Linked DNA regions of Homo sapiens: region 2 is linked to region 1. A link is a loop called in an ENCODE intact Hi-C map of the cell type or tissue named here. Cell type or tissue: gastrocnemius medialis. All regions are shown on one strand. Each heading gives the region's core, and the rest is flanking DNA. Links, peaks and the distances in the headings are about the cores only.

Region 1 (5,000 bases), core at 1-5,000:
CCAAAGAATGCTTAGGTAAAAAATTGACCTGGGTCTTGAACAACAGCGTAGAATTTACTTTCATTCTATGTTAACAGAGATCTTTAAAAGTATATAAATGCTTGTGGGCATATGTATACATCTAAATATTTTGCTATGTATCTTTAATTTTAGTCTAATGTAAATTAGAAGTGACTTTGAAAAATACATAACTAAAAAGATTAATTCTAGCTATTTCTAATTTCATCCTCTGTTAATCTCCAAAACACATTTAGATGAACACATTCAGAAAGAGGACGGTTCAGCTGGTCTATTTTTGACACAAGCAGAGTAAACTATGTCATTGTGTCACCCACTATGAAATCTCAGCCTCAATGACGTGGGTGCTTAATCATCTGTCCTTTACTCATAACAGGCCAAACTGGGAGGTAGGAAGTCTTTCTGTTGACTAATCAAAATGCCTACCTCCCCCAGCCCACGGCAACCAGGGGAAGGGAGGTGGCAGGAACAGGCACAGCATAGAGCTTCAAAAGCTCTGAATACCAAAGTCAGATGCTGAATTGAAAACTGCCTCCAAGACACAGGCACAGAGAGATAAAGAGAAAAAGCAAAAATAAAAAGATGCAACGAAATGAATACCGTGGAGTGAATGACCGTACCTTGGCAACGGCTTTGCCATCGGAATTGTTGTTGGAATCCTTAACACCACTGAATGAATCTCTTCTTTGTGGGCATGGTTTCTTTTTGCGTGGTCTGCCTTTAAGATTTGGCGCTGAAAACAAATGGAAAACAATTGATATACATTTTCACTTGCATGGGTTTCTTTATTAAAGACCCAGAATCTCACTACAGTGATCCCTTCTAATTGTTCAGAGAAATGTACAGATCTGTGGCAGGCAGCCCTCATTATTACATGCTTCTCTCTCTGAAGGCTTGCATATTGGTAGAGTATACATTTCTGTACACGTTTCCCAAAGCTAATCTATTTAGCTTTAACATGTCTAATTAATAGAAGTAACACGAAGCTCTTAGCTCTAAAGGATCATGATAAGAAAAATGTCCTTCCACGTTGTTAGACAAGAAGCATTTGGTGCTGAAAAACTGAGCCAGGCTTTGAGCTCAATCTTTGGTTTTTGTTTTGTATCTTGCTTTCCGAAACCTAAGTGACATGCCTGCCCTTATGGTATCATAGTAATGAAATGTTTGAAAACATCTCTTTTACAAAATATTCAGAGACAAGGGCATTCTCTCAAATTACCATACAGATAAGTAGAGAGATAGCTATAGAGAGAGGGGCATTCACAACAGCAAGCTGGAAAACATTATTACATATATTTACTAACAATACTGCAACCAGCAAGTTTCAAATCTCAACAAATCTGACAGATACATTTAAATCAGCATGCTGTCTTTTCCTTTTCAATATATTTTTATGAAGATCTTAAGGCTTATTTAATATAACATCCAAAGATTACACTGGGGTTAGCCTGATTCCATGGGGGTTACACTTTTGAAAAGACAAGATACAAATCAAAGTTCTATTTCATCCTTGATGCTGAGCTTGTTCCTTTTAAGATCTACACAGAAAGTAGGGGGAAAAGGCTGCTGTTTATTGAGAGCTATGACTATCCGGCATCAGCTTTCACATTTAACTTCATCAGTCACCCAAGTCAAGCAAAATTAAAAACAACCAACTAACCAACCACCCCTAGAATGACTCCAAGCTAATGAATTATACCCTAAACAATTTCCTTCAGACCTTTCAAGGCACCCACACTTTTTATTACTTAAGGAGTGATTATGACAATGTCAAATCTAAACAACATGAACCTTCTTGATTGTTGTTAATCTTACTTAGGCAGTTAACCAGTGGTTTTAGGACATTTTTACACTGTACTCATTTTACAAACACAATTAATCCTACTAATTTGATTTTCTCCTCCGGATAACAGTTTTACTGTTGGTGGAAGCTCAGTAAAGCAGAACTGCCTTTAAAATCAGAGAGGCAAAAGTTTAAAAAGAGGCTTTAGGGCTTAGGATCCCCTTCCCACACCCGCTCTCTCCTCTCATTCCCCTAAACGCTGGTCTGAAAGTCCATCCCAGAAAGCCAGCCTGGAATTACCAAAGGTAAACAAGCTCACAAACAAAAATCAAGCAAAGAGAAAGTAGCGATTACCCATTCCAGTCGACAAACATCTGCCTGACTGATGCCTGTGCTCATGAAAGCTACAGCATGTGACTGCTCCCCGGCCACATCCCTGGAAGTCTCGACTTGGTGTGGATGTCAGCTTCCCTCCGAATGCGAGCTGCGAGGCTCAGCGCTCTGCTTACAACTCCCCTCCCCCGGCAGCTCCATTACTCATGTAAACACACAGCAGTGACTAGCACCGAGTGTGTGGGATGAGCCTGAGGACTTTGCTGGAGTTGCCAGACTGGCAGGGAGGGCTCTGCTCTCTCCACCTCCCCGCACGGAGATGGTGATTTCATCCGGCCTGTTTTGTGGATCCTGACCTCTTGCTCTCCTTGTCAGAGCACGATGCCACGTTCCATGAATTTGACACGGTCCGCAGCCTGGAGCCAGGGCATGGACTATTTGTTTTGTTTAGAAGACTTTGTGTAGCACAGAAGTGTTTCCACAACTGACCCAAGTGCTAAGACTTTAATGACCGCGAGGGAAGGATGTACTTTCAAGTCCCTTATCAAAATAACAGCTGAGCAGAAAGCTGACAAACAAAACTTGGGGTAGCAGGTCGCAGGCATTTCATTAAAACAAACAAAACAATATCCCCTCTGTTCTAAGACTTGTTACTATGATCTTCCCTTCCTAGCATTTTGGTGAAAAGCACTTAGACCTAAAAGGCATTTATTTCTAGAAAAGCTTTCAAATCCCAAAGGCCTTTTCGACAGAACTTGCATCGAACATGCTGTTTTTAAATAAAGGCAAAGGTTCCGGGAACTGACAAGAAGTCATCCCCAAACTGGGTTTATTTTCTCCATTCTTTGAGCTGTTTTCAGAACCCAGAGAAGCACATGTACTCCCCCAGCAGATTCTGAGAATTACAAATTTAGAACAGACTAGCACCTAATATTCTGGTCACACAAACGTAAACTCTAAATGGGATTTGATCAAGAGAAAAAGCCCTTTGTTCTTAGTAAGGCAAGTACTTGCGTATTTCAGGTATGGTTAGGCAAATCCTACCAGTCATTCAGGACTCAAAATCAAATTCCTCTCCTACTCTCCCCTCTGAACTTTTTTTCCCTCCTTCTCTTATGGAACATATCACTGTACTCCTTGTACTTTAGCTGTGGTTTTTGGCATATTATTATACCAGACTGGAGAATCCTTAAGGGCAAGACCCTGTGGGATGTGTCTTTTATCTGCCCAGCACAACACCCAAAAGGCTGCATTGCATAACATGTATTTGTTGAATGAAAAAGTGACTAATGGAAATAAAGATGCCCACATACTGTTCTTTCCTGTCCTCATAGACTGGTCCCGCCAACCTCACACGTGGTATACTTGTCACACTGGGCACTTGTAAAACTGCATTCACCTTTACTACTTATGCTTATGCTCTGGAAACATAAACTGGTGACTTGAGTTTGCACTGGGAATGGAGACAGGAAACCAAAGGCCTTTGGTATCTCAGTAAGGCTATAATCTAGTCCCCACATGCAATGCACAAACACCCTGAAGAGCACAAATATTCAAAGTACGGGGTGGGGGGAATGGAACACAAAGGACTGGGTAGGTGCCTCTGCAATCGAATCAGAGACCTTTTGGATTCAGAAGACTCCAGGTAAAGTTTTGGTATTGAAGGACTGGCTTTGGGGACAGCAAAAATTCTGGTCCCCAGGCCACATCTTTGTCCCTCTAGAGTCATAATCTGTCATTTGCTAGGTCAGTGAGTGAAAACAGGTGCATTATGGTGTGCTGGTGGGCAGGAGTGGGATGGGTCTGCGGACTTTAATTCACTCATGTAAGAGACAGCCCCACCTCCTTCCAGCCACCCTGCAAGGACCTACACCTGCCCTCTCCTTGAAAGCTCAGTGCTATGTACTTACTGACAGAACCTAAATCCTAAGACTCCAGAATTAGACCAGCTCTTGTTCTTTAGGTGAGACTGATCTCTACCAAGAAAAAGCTCTGCTAGGGAGAGAGCAGTACCCTTACTGATAGCATATCTGGCTTCAGTCAGTTTTATTAGAAAAAAAACAGTGCAAAGCAATAGACGTACTGTTACTTTTACGTGTGTATATGATTCACTGGCCTGGCTTATCACAGAGTTCAGTAAATGCTCTTTGCATGAATGTTTTCAGTATTATACATGAATAATAAGAGTAGCTAAGTGAATAATAATAGTAGCTAACCATTTCTGAGCACTTTCTCTGTACAAGTCACTCTTCTGAGTGCTTTGCATACAATAATTCCACTAAAACTCACAGCAAGCCAAAGAGGAAGGCATGATCCTTATCCCCATCTTACAGACCAGGAAACTGAGACAGAGATGAAATTACTTGTCTCAGACCATACAAATGGTTACTGGCAGCAGAAGGATTTCAACACAGGCAACTGGACTTTATCCAGAGCCCCTGCTTTAAGCAACTTATCTCTAACAGACACACACACAGACACACACACACACACACACACACAGACACACACACATTGCCTCAAAATGAAGTATTCATACTAACTTGGGCTGGCAGTCACCAGGGAGCTCTCCGCAAATGAAAACACTCAAGTACTACATAGCACGAGGGTGCTGCAGCCCACCCCAGACAGGAAACACTGTCCGACAGAATTGACAGCGAGTGGGGTCCCCTTTAGTCTTGACCCAGCAGTAGGTGGCAAGACTCCCACTAAGGCCAATAAAACTTAGTCAGAGAGCCCTACATATTACCCTCCTTAACCAGTGGGCCACTGACTCTTCTGCCTAATCAGTGAAAGATCTCTGTGGTTTAAAAAAAAAATCTTTCCCCTCTGACTGCCCATCTGTTCCTCTTACTCAGTGCCAAGA
Region 2 (7,883 bases), core at 1,119-6,118, 1.1 Mb before region 1:
GTAGAAAATAAAGGTATGTGAGGATGTTCATTGGGGTGCCATAATAGTACCCTCCCTAATTTTGGAATAGTTCAAACAAAACTAGCCAGACCATTTGACAGGCCTGCTAGAGAGAGGGATTCCTGCATCAGGTGGAAGCTTGGATTGGTTACCTCAAAAGCCTGTCCGGTTATAAGTCCTTGGTTTGCTCATTTATGGGGAGAGAGTGGAGCAGACTGTCCTGGTCCCACTTTCTGCTTTCTGAGCTTCTCTGCTGAGCAGGAGAAAAAGATGAACCTCCATTATGCAGTAGGAGAGGGAGTCCAGTGCACCTGCCACACATATGATGTTTGCAGACTGCCCAGTGAAGCCACCCAAGAGCATTCTTCTGTAGTCACAAAACCTACAAGGCCTGCCACAGAGACAGTAACAGGGACAACAGCAGGGTTGGGAGTAGCAGGGGCAGCAGCAGGCCCCAGAGTAGTGCTGGGCGCTTGGCTGCATCCAAGTCCACATGTCCAGAACAGATAGCACAGCAATGTCAGGGGCAGCCAGCAAGGGCCCAGGAGGAAAAGGAGCCAGGATGGTCACAGCAGGACCACCAGCGCGTCCTCAGTGGGTGTTAAATTAGCTGTGCGGGTGCTTCATGCATATCCTTGGAGAGCATGTCTAGCATGTGGCCAGGGGCTGCCAAGGGATCCCCAGAAGGCAGAACGAGTGTGGTGACTACAGTAGTAGAGATCACTAGCAGGAGTGTTGTGAAAACAGCAAAAGGGCCAGTAGGGAGATCTCTCCTTTCAATCTTATAGAGTAAAGGCTGCATCTGTAGGTCTGGATCTGAAAATAATAATAATAACAGAATAAAGGCTGCATAAATGAATGGGATGAGAGAGAGTTTCCCAGGTCAGTGCTGAGGTCCAGATGGAAAGATAGGAAGCAAGGGGAAGGTACAGAACATAGAACTCTAAATTAGAGAATCCTCCATTACAGGAGGTTATGTGAAGATAGCAGCAAGACAAATGAAGATAAGTAAATCTGAAAATTATCTTCCTGCCAGTCGTTAGCCATGAGACCATTAGAAATTTTAAAAAGGGCTAAGCATGGTGGCTCACACCTGCAATTCCAGCATTTTGGGAGGCCAAGATGGGAAGACTGCTTGAACCCGGGAGTTTGAGGGTGCGGTGAGCTATAATTGGGCCACTGCACTCCAGCCTGGGTGACAGAGCCAGAAACTGTCTCTAAAAAGTAAATAAATAAATTACAAAAAGAACAAGGGCAGAAGCAGCCCAGGAGGCACCAGCAACAGCTTCTCCACTCACAAGAGCTTCAGGCACCATCCCACCATAAAAGATTCTAGGACATTTCACCATTGGAATTGGGAAGCTGCTCTACAAACTAGTTCAGATTCTGCAAGTAAGATATCCAGCAGGATAGGCTCTTTCTTAAGCTACTGCAAAGCCAACACTACTACAAGACAGAACTGTGGCCCCACTACCTGGTAGAGAGAGGGACATGATGTCTAAGACAATAGAGGGCAGCAACCTGGGGGCTCTCTGGAGACAGCAGAGGGTAGCCAGGGGCTAGAGATCATTGTATCGGGATATGAGAACAGTGAGGTAGATGGTAATCTTTGAAACTGAGCCTGTTAAAGAAGAACTAGAGCAGGAAGCTACCATAGGGATCTGGACTTGGGGGAGTATCTTTTTTTTTTTTTTTGAGACGGAGTCTTGCTCTGTCTCCCAGGCTGGAGTGCAGTGGTGCGATCTCGGCTCACCGCAAGCTCCACCTCCTGGGTTCACGCTATTCTTCTGCCTCAGCCTCCTGAGTAGCTGGGACTACAGGCGCCCTCCACCGCGCTGGGCTAATTTTTTTTTTTTTTTGTATTTTTAGTAGAGACGGGGTTTCACCATGTTATCCAGGATGGTCTCGATCTCTTGACCTCATGATCCACCTGCCTTGGCCTCCCAAAGTGCTGGGATTACAGGCGTGAGCCACCGCACCAGGGCTTTTTTTTTTTGTTTTGTTTTTTTAAAAAGGGTCTCACTCTGTCACCCAGGCTGGAATGCTATGGCACAATGTTGGCTCACTGATAACGCGACCACCTGGGCTCAAGTGATCCTCCCATCTCAGCCTCCAAGTAGCTGGGACTACAGGCTTGTGCTATCATTCCTGGCTAATTTTTGTATCTTTTTTGGTAAAGATGGGTTTTTGCCATGTTGCCTAGGCTGGTCTTGAACTCCTGAGCTCAAGCAATCTGCCCATCTCGGCCTCCCAATGTGCTGGGATTACAGGTATGAGTCACCATGCCTGGCCTGTTTCCCTTTTTATATATGCACAAGAGTGATATAGGGTAAAAATATGCCCAAGTCTGAAGAACCAACCCCTTTCATTATATATAAAATAAAAATACTAAGTGGCAAAAACAAGGGCTTAACTTCAGAGAAAAAAAAAAAAAAAACAGTTTGCCAGCAGAGCCAGCATGTAAGCAATGGCCATCTTTCCTGTACTTAATAGGTGTGAGGGCCCATCATCCTTCTGCGTCATTCCCTGATATGAAAGGATCTGATAAGTCCTTCCCCATTTCCAACTTCATCATGAACAAAAGGGAAGACTGCCTTTAACTTTAAACAGAAACTAACTACAGTATAGTTTAGTTGTTTATTTTTAAGACTGGTGTTGACTAGTAAGCCCCATTTTGCTTCGGGCTGATTCAAGTGTTTTTTGAACAATTAAATTATTCTGTTTCCTGAAACTTTCAAATTATCCCTATTTCCCAATATTAATGGTTTGACTTTGTACTGTATAATACTTTGCACGTTTCCAAGCACTTACATGTACATTCCCTCTTTCAATTCTAACGGGCTCAAATTAGGGACTTGTCCAATGTCATAAAATTAATAAATGGCTGAGCTAGGTCTTGAATCTAGCTCTGTCTGGTTATAAACCCAGTTATTTTTCCACGACAAGCAGCTAAATATCTACCAGAATGACTGGATGTTGGTAATAATAGAAATAGAGGGTAACCCACTGCAATTACATTTGTTATTTTTGGTTTTCCTAGGTTCACAGTCCTGAGTACTAAGAGGTTCAGGCTAAAAAGAGAGTCGCTATTGTTAGTGACTCTATTCTCCTCCAGGGTATTTTCCAAGAACTATTCACAAACTAGACTGGGCAGGAACTGGCCATGTGAGAAGGGGGAGGGTAGCTGTGAGGTCAGCAGGCTCTAACTCCTCGGACTCTGAGCCAACTTGTCCAGTTGCTTCAGCCTGAGCCAGGGTGAACAAAGCCAAGTTAGGCAGGAGTCAGGCATTCTATTCAACCAAGTTCAATAGAGGAGAGTCCAAGGAAAGCAGAATTTCAGGGTAGTTTTTTATTCAGTAAGCTGACATTTGGGAAACGGCAGTCAAATAAATGCAGAAAGGCAATGATTCAATCGACTTTGTACTAAGTTAGTGTTTCTCAAAAAAGGAAGCTGAAGCGAACCCTCCAGAATCCTAATGTCCTTGGACCACTCAGCTTCTGGTGCACCAGTAGTGCTGCCTTTTTTCTATCTATAAAATATAACTTCAGCTGGGTGCTGTGGCTCACACCTGTAATCCCAGCACTTGGGAGGCCAAGGCAGGTGGATCACAAGGTCAAGAGATCAAGACCATCCTGGCCAACATGGTGAAACCCTGTCTCTACTAAAAATACAAAAATTAGCTGGGCGTGATGGCACGTGCCTGTAGTCCCAGCTTCTCAGGAGGCTGAGGCAGGAGAATCGCTTGAACCCGGGTGGCAGAGATTGCAGTGAGCCAAGATAGTGCCACCACACTCCAGCCTGGCGAATTTATATATATATATATATATATATATAACTTACCTGTTGATCTATGCTGGGTTGGACACAAGGGAAATCCCTTTTACCTACATTTTCTTTCCAGGCACTTCAGGACACTAAGACATCCTAATCAAATCCTTTCCATCCACTGTATTCACTACCCCCAATTATACAGACCTCAAACTTCCAGTTCCACCTCTTCCTCTGACCCTTTGACGGAAAATGCTAGTCAATCTGGACTTTATTTCAAATAGAGTGGTCACATACTGGGAAGGGATCAAGGGAATCATGAGATATTAGAAGATGGTAGAGTATCATGGCCTTAAGTAAAGGTCAGTGAGAGGACACTTAGAAATGATCTAAATCATAAGGCATAAATTCAGCAACTGCTCTTAAGTTTTCTTTCCTTTTCTTTTTATTTTTTTGAGACAGAGCCTCTCTCTGTCCCCCTGGCCGGAGTGCAATGGTGTGATCTCGGCCCACTGCAACTTCTGCCTCCCAGGTTCAAGCGATTCTCCTGCCTCAGCCCCCTGAGTAGCTGGGATTACAGGTGCCTGCCACCATGCCCATCTAATTTTTGGATTTTTAGAAGAGGTGGAGTTTCACCATGTTGGCCAGGCTGGTCTCAAACTCCTGACCTCAAGTGATCTGCCTTCCTCGACCTTCCAAAGTGCTGGGATTACAGGTGTGAGCTACCGTGCCAGGCCTCTGCTATTAAATTTTCTAAGAGAAATTTGCCTCCAGCCTCCTTTTAAAAGTATTTTCCACAGTTGCCAAGATTCTTCAATCCACTGTTAATCTATTTTGTTTCTCCTGTGTTCCATGCTGCCTGCTGCTGTCCCTCCTAAATGATACTAGCACAGAAGATATGTGTTTGACATCTTGGGAAGCCATATGAGGGCTTCAGGAAAGGGAAGGGTCAAGCCAAACAGCACAGGAAAAATAAGAATTTTACCATGAATTGAATTTTCTACCTTTCATTTTCACTGTATTCTTTATTTCTGTGGTGGTCTTTTAAAATATTTTCTCCACTCTTCTGTGGAAGGAAGGAAGGAAGAAAAAGAAAATATGACAAATACCTTTTACCTCTACCCTGACATGTTTTCATCATACGCTGTTGACACTCAGTCCAGAAGCAACTACGGGAAGAATGATGCAACCTCAGATGTTAGGACATCAGGACTGTGGCCAAAGAATTTTCACAACATACATGGAGCCTGGCCAGGCTTCAGCTTTGGCTAGACACAGGTTATTCTACACTGAGTTCTCCCTTGTCATTTCTAAAATCTGCAGGGCTCTGACTTTCCCAGCATGATTGCCATATATATCACAGGCTTTTTTTTTTCATTTTTTTCCAGTTCAGGGTTTTGGGGAAGGGAGCAAAGTAATTAGAGAAATGGACCAATTGGAGCCGGGCGCGGTGGCTCATGCCTGTAATCCCAGCACTTTGGGAGGCCAAGGCAGGAGGATCACGAGGTCAGGAGATCGAGACCATCCTGGCTAACACAGTGAAACCCTGTCTCTACTAAAAAAATACAAAAAAAATTAGCCGGGCGTGGTGGCGGGTGCCTGTAGTCCCAGCTACTCAGGAGGCTGAGGCAGAAGAATGGCGTGAACCTGGGAGGCAGAGCTTGCAGTGAGCCGAGATCGTGCCACTGCACTCCAGCTTGGGTGACGGAGCGAGAGAGCGAGACTCTGTCTCAAAAAAAAAAAAAAAAAAAAAAAAAAAAGAAGAGAGAGAAATGGACCAATTGGAAAAGTTTTGGTCACAATATTGAAATAATTTGCAGAAACCTCTAGACTTCTTCCATCATCATGGAGCAAATATTCTTGGCTGGCTTTAACAGGATGTTTACTTTGTAAACGTATAAATAATTAATCCTTTTTTTTTGTTGTTTTTTTGGGACAGAATCTCGCTCTGTCACCCAGGCTGTAGTGCAGTGGCGAGATCTCAGCTCACTGCAACCTCCATCTCCCAGGTTCAAGCGATTCTCCTGCCTCAGCCTCCCTAGTAGCTGGGATTACAGGTGCGTGCCACCATGCCTGGCTAATTTTTGGATTTTTAGTAGAGAAGGGGTTTCACCATGTTGGCCAGGCTGGTCTCAAACTCCTGGCCTCAAGTAATCTGCCTGCCTTGGCCTCCCAAAGTGCTGGGGTTACAGGTGTGAGCCACTGCACCTGGCTTAATCCCTTTTTGGATAGGTGCCTTCTCATTAATGACTTACATTCTTCCCCTTTTCTTATGAACCTTACCGCACAGATTTGAATAAATTATAATCCTTGGTTCATGACCAATTGTCATCAGTGGTTCATGCATGGTACCTTTTGTTTGTAGTTAATTTGATTTACAATGTAATGAATATCCACCACTACTCCAAAACAAAGCTGATGTGAACATTCCTGTACATGTTTTCCTGAGTTCATGTGCATGCATTTAGCTAAACACTTATATAGGCTAGAATTGCTGCATCAAGGATTATGCATATGTTTGGCTTTAGCAGAGATCGCCAAACAGTTTTTCAAAATACACTACCACCAGCAGTGAATTAAAATGCCACTTGCTTTAAAAGGTTGTCAATAGTTTGTATTCTTTGTCTTTTTAATTTTAACAATTTTACTGGATATGAAGATTGTCTTACTCTTTAACCCCTTAAGAGCTGACTTCTGTTCCCATTACTTTATGCAGTTAAACAAGGTGCTTCTGAAGATATCTCTACTAAGCTCTTGATCATCAAGTTTAATGACTTTTCTTCAATTCTTGTCCTTCATCTCACAGTAATATTTAACACCACTTTTTTCTTGAAACTCTATTTTTTTGACTTCTATCATACAGTATTATCTTAGAAGGTACTCATTTATCATTTATCCATAATTTCAAAATCCAATATACCCTGAAAACTAAATTCTTTTTTTTTTTGAGACAGAACCTTGCTCTCAAGGTTTTTGTTTTGTTTTGTTTTGTTTTTGTTTTTTTTTTGAGACAGAACAAAGCTGGAGTGCAGTGGTGCGATCTGGGCTCACTGCAATCTTCACCTCCCAAGTTCAAGCAATTCTCGTGTTTAGCCAACCAAGTAGCTGGGACTAGAGGTCCCTGTGCCACCATGTCCAGCTAACTTTTGTATTTTTAGTACAGACAGGGTTTCACCATGTTGGCCCCGCTGGTCTCAAACTCCTGATCTCAAGTGATAACTTCCTTGGCCTCCCAAAGTGTTGGGATTACAGGTATGAGCCACCGCACCTGGCCTGTTTTTTTTTCTTTTTCTTTTTGTTTTTTTCTATTTTTTTTGAGACAGGGTCTTGCTCTGTTGCCCAGGCTGGTGTACAGTGGCACAATCATGGCTCACTGCAGCCTCCACCTCACAGGCTCAAGTGATCCCCCCACCTCAGTCTCCCGAGTAGCTGGGACTATAGGCATGCACCACCACCCCCAGCTAATTTTTAAACTTTTTATAGAGATAGAGTCTCACTGTGATGCTCAGGCTGGTGAAATTTTTATACACTCATTTAATGGCACACTCATCCTGAACTGTCACAAGACTATTTTTGGTCCTTCTTTAACCCACTTATGAATATTCACATGATTCATTAAAGATTTATCAATGTGTTTGATTGTGAGATACTTTCCCAGTCCCTGTTCTATAATATAGAGTATAGGCACTATATTATCTTTCTAAAATCAGTAAATTCTGAATTCTGAAATATATCTGACTGACTCGGAGTTTTGGGCAAGATTTTGTGGACTGTGGTTGAAAAAGTATAGAGTCCTATGAACCTGGGCATGGATCCCATTTCACTTAATGTCTTGAAACGTCAGCTGTTGTTACTTTTTATTTTTATTTTATTTTATTTCATTTTTTGAGATGGAGTTTCACTCTTGTCACCCAGGCTGGAGTGCAATGGCACAATTTCCGCTCACTGCAACCTCCGCCTCCCAGGTTCGAGTGATTCTCCTGCCTCAGCCTCTGGAGTAGCTGGGATTACAGGCACCCACCACCAAGCCCGGCTAATTTTTTTGTATTTTTAGTAGAGATGGGCTTTCGCCATGTTGGCCAGGCTTGTCTCAAACTCCTGACCTCAGGTGATC

Evidence for each region. Peaks named below come from ENCODE experiments on the same cell type or tissue, not always from the same donor. Only the 100,000 strongest peaks of a DNase experiment are listed, where the experiment ranks them.
Region 2: it touches region 1 in a loop (4-fold over the local background); 2 of 110 quality-filtered maps call a loop at or near these places.

What each region holds. Positions count from the first base shown.
Region 1 is chr10:62,046,639-62,051,638 of GRCh38, reverse strand. It overlaps ARID5B (AT-rich interaction domain 5B), which reads right to left. Exons shown (of 10, transcript NM_032199.3): 5 at 639-751. Among named protein-coding and RNA genes, the nearest start is that of ARID5B, 150 kb to the right of the region's middle. RefSeq lists enhancers at 1-1,156, 2,195-2,489, 2,331-2,500, 2,681-2,770, 3,391-3,460 and 2 more. In gastrocnemius medialis, for the core only: no CTCF peak of the experiment used is centred there; DNase peaks (open chromatin) are centred at 388, 2,358, 3,468, 4,568 and 1 weaker place; H3K4me3 peaks cover 3,437 bases; H3K27ac peaks cover 5,000 bases.
Region 2 is chr10:63,111,271-63,119,153 of GRCh38, reverse strand. No RefSeq gene overlaps it. Among named protein-coding and RNA genes, the nearest start is that of NRBF2, 18 kb to the left of the region's middle. In gastrocnemius medialis, for the core only: no CTCF peak of the experiment used is centred there; DNase peaks (open chromatin) are centred at 3,203, 3,633 and 4,993; H3K4me3 peaks cover 859 bases; H3K27ac peaks cover 3,458 bases.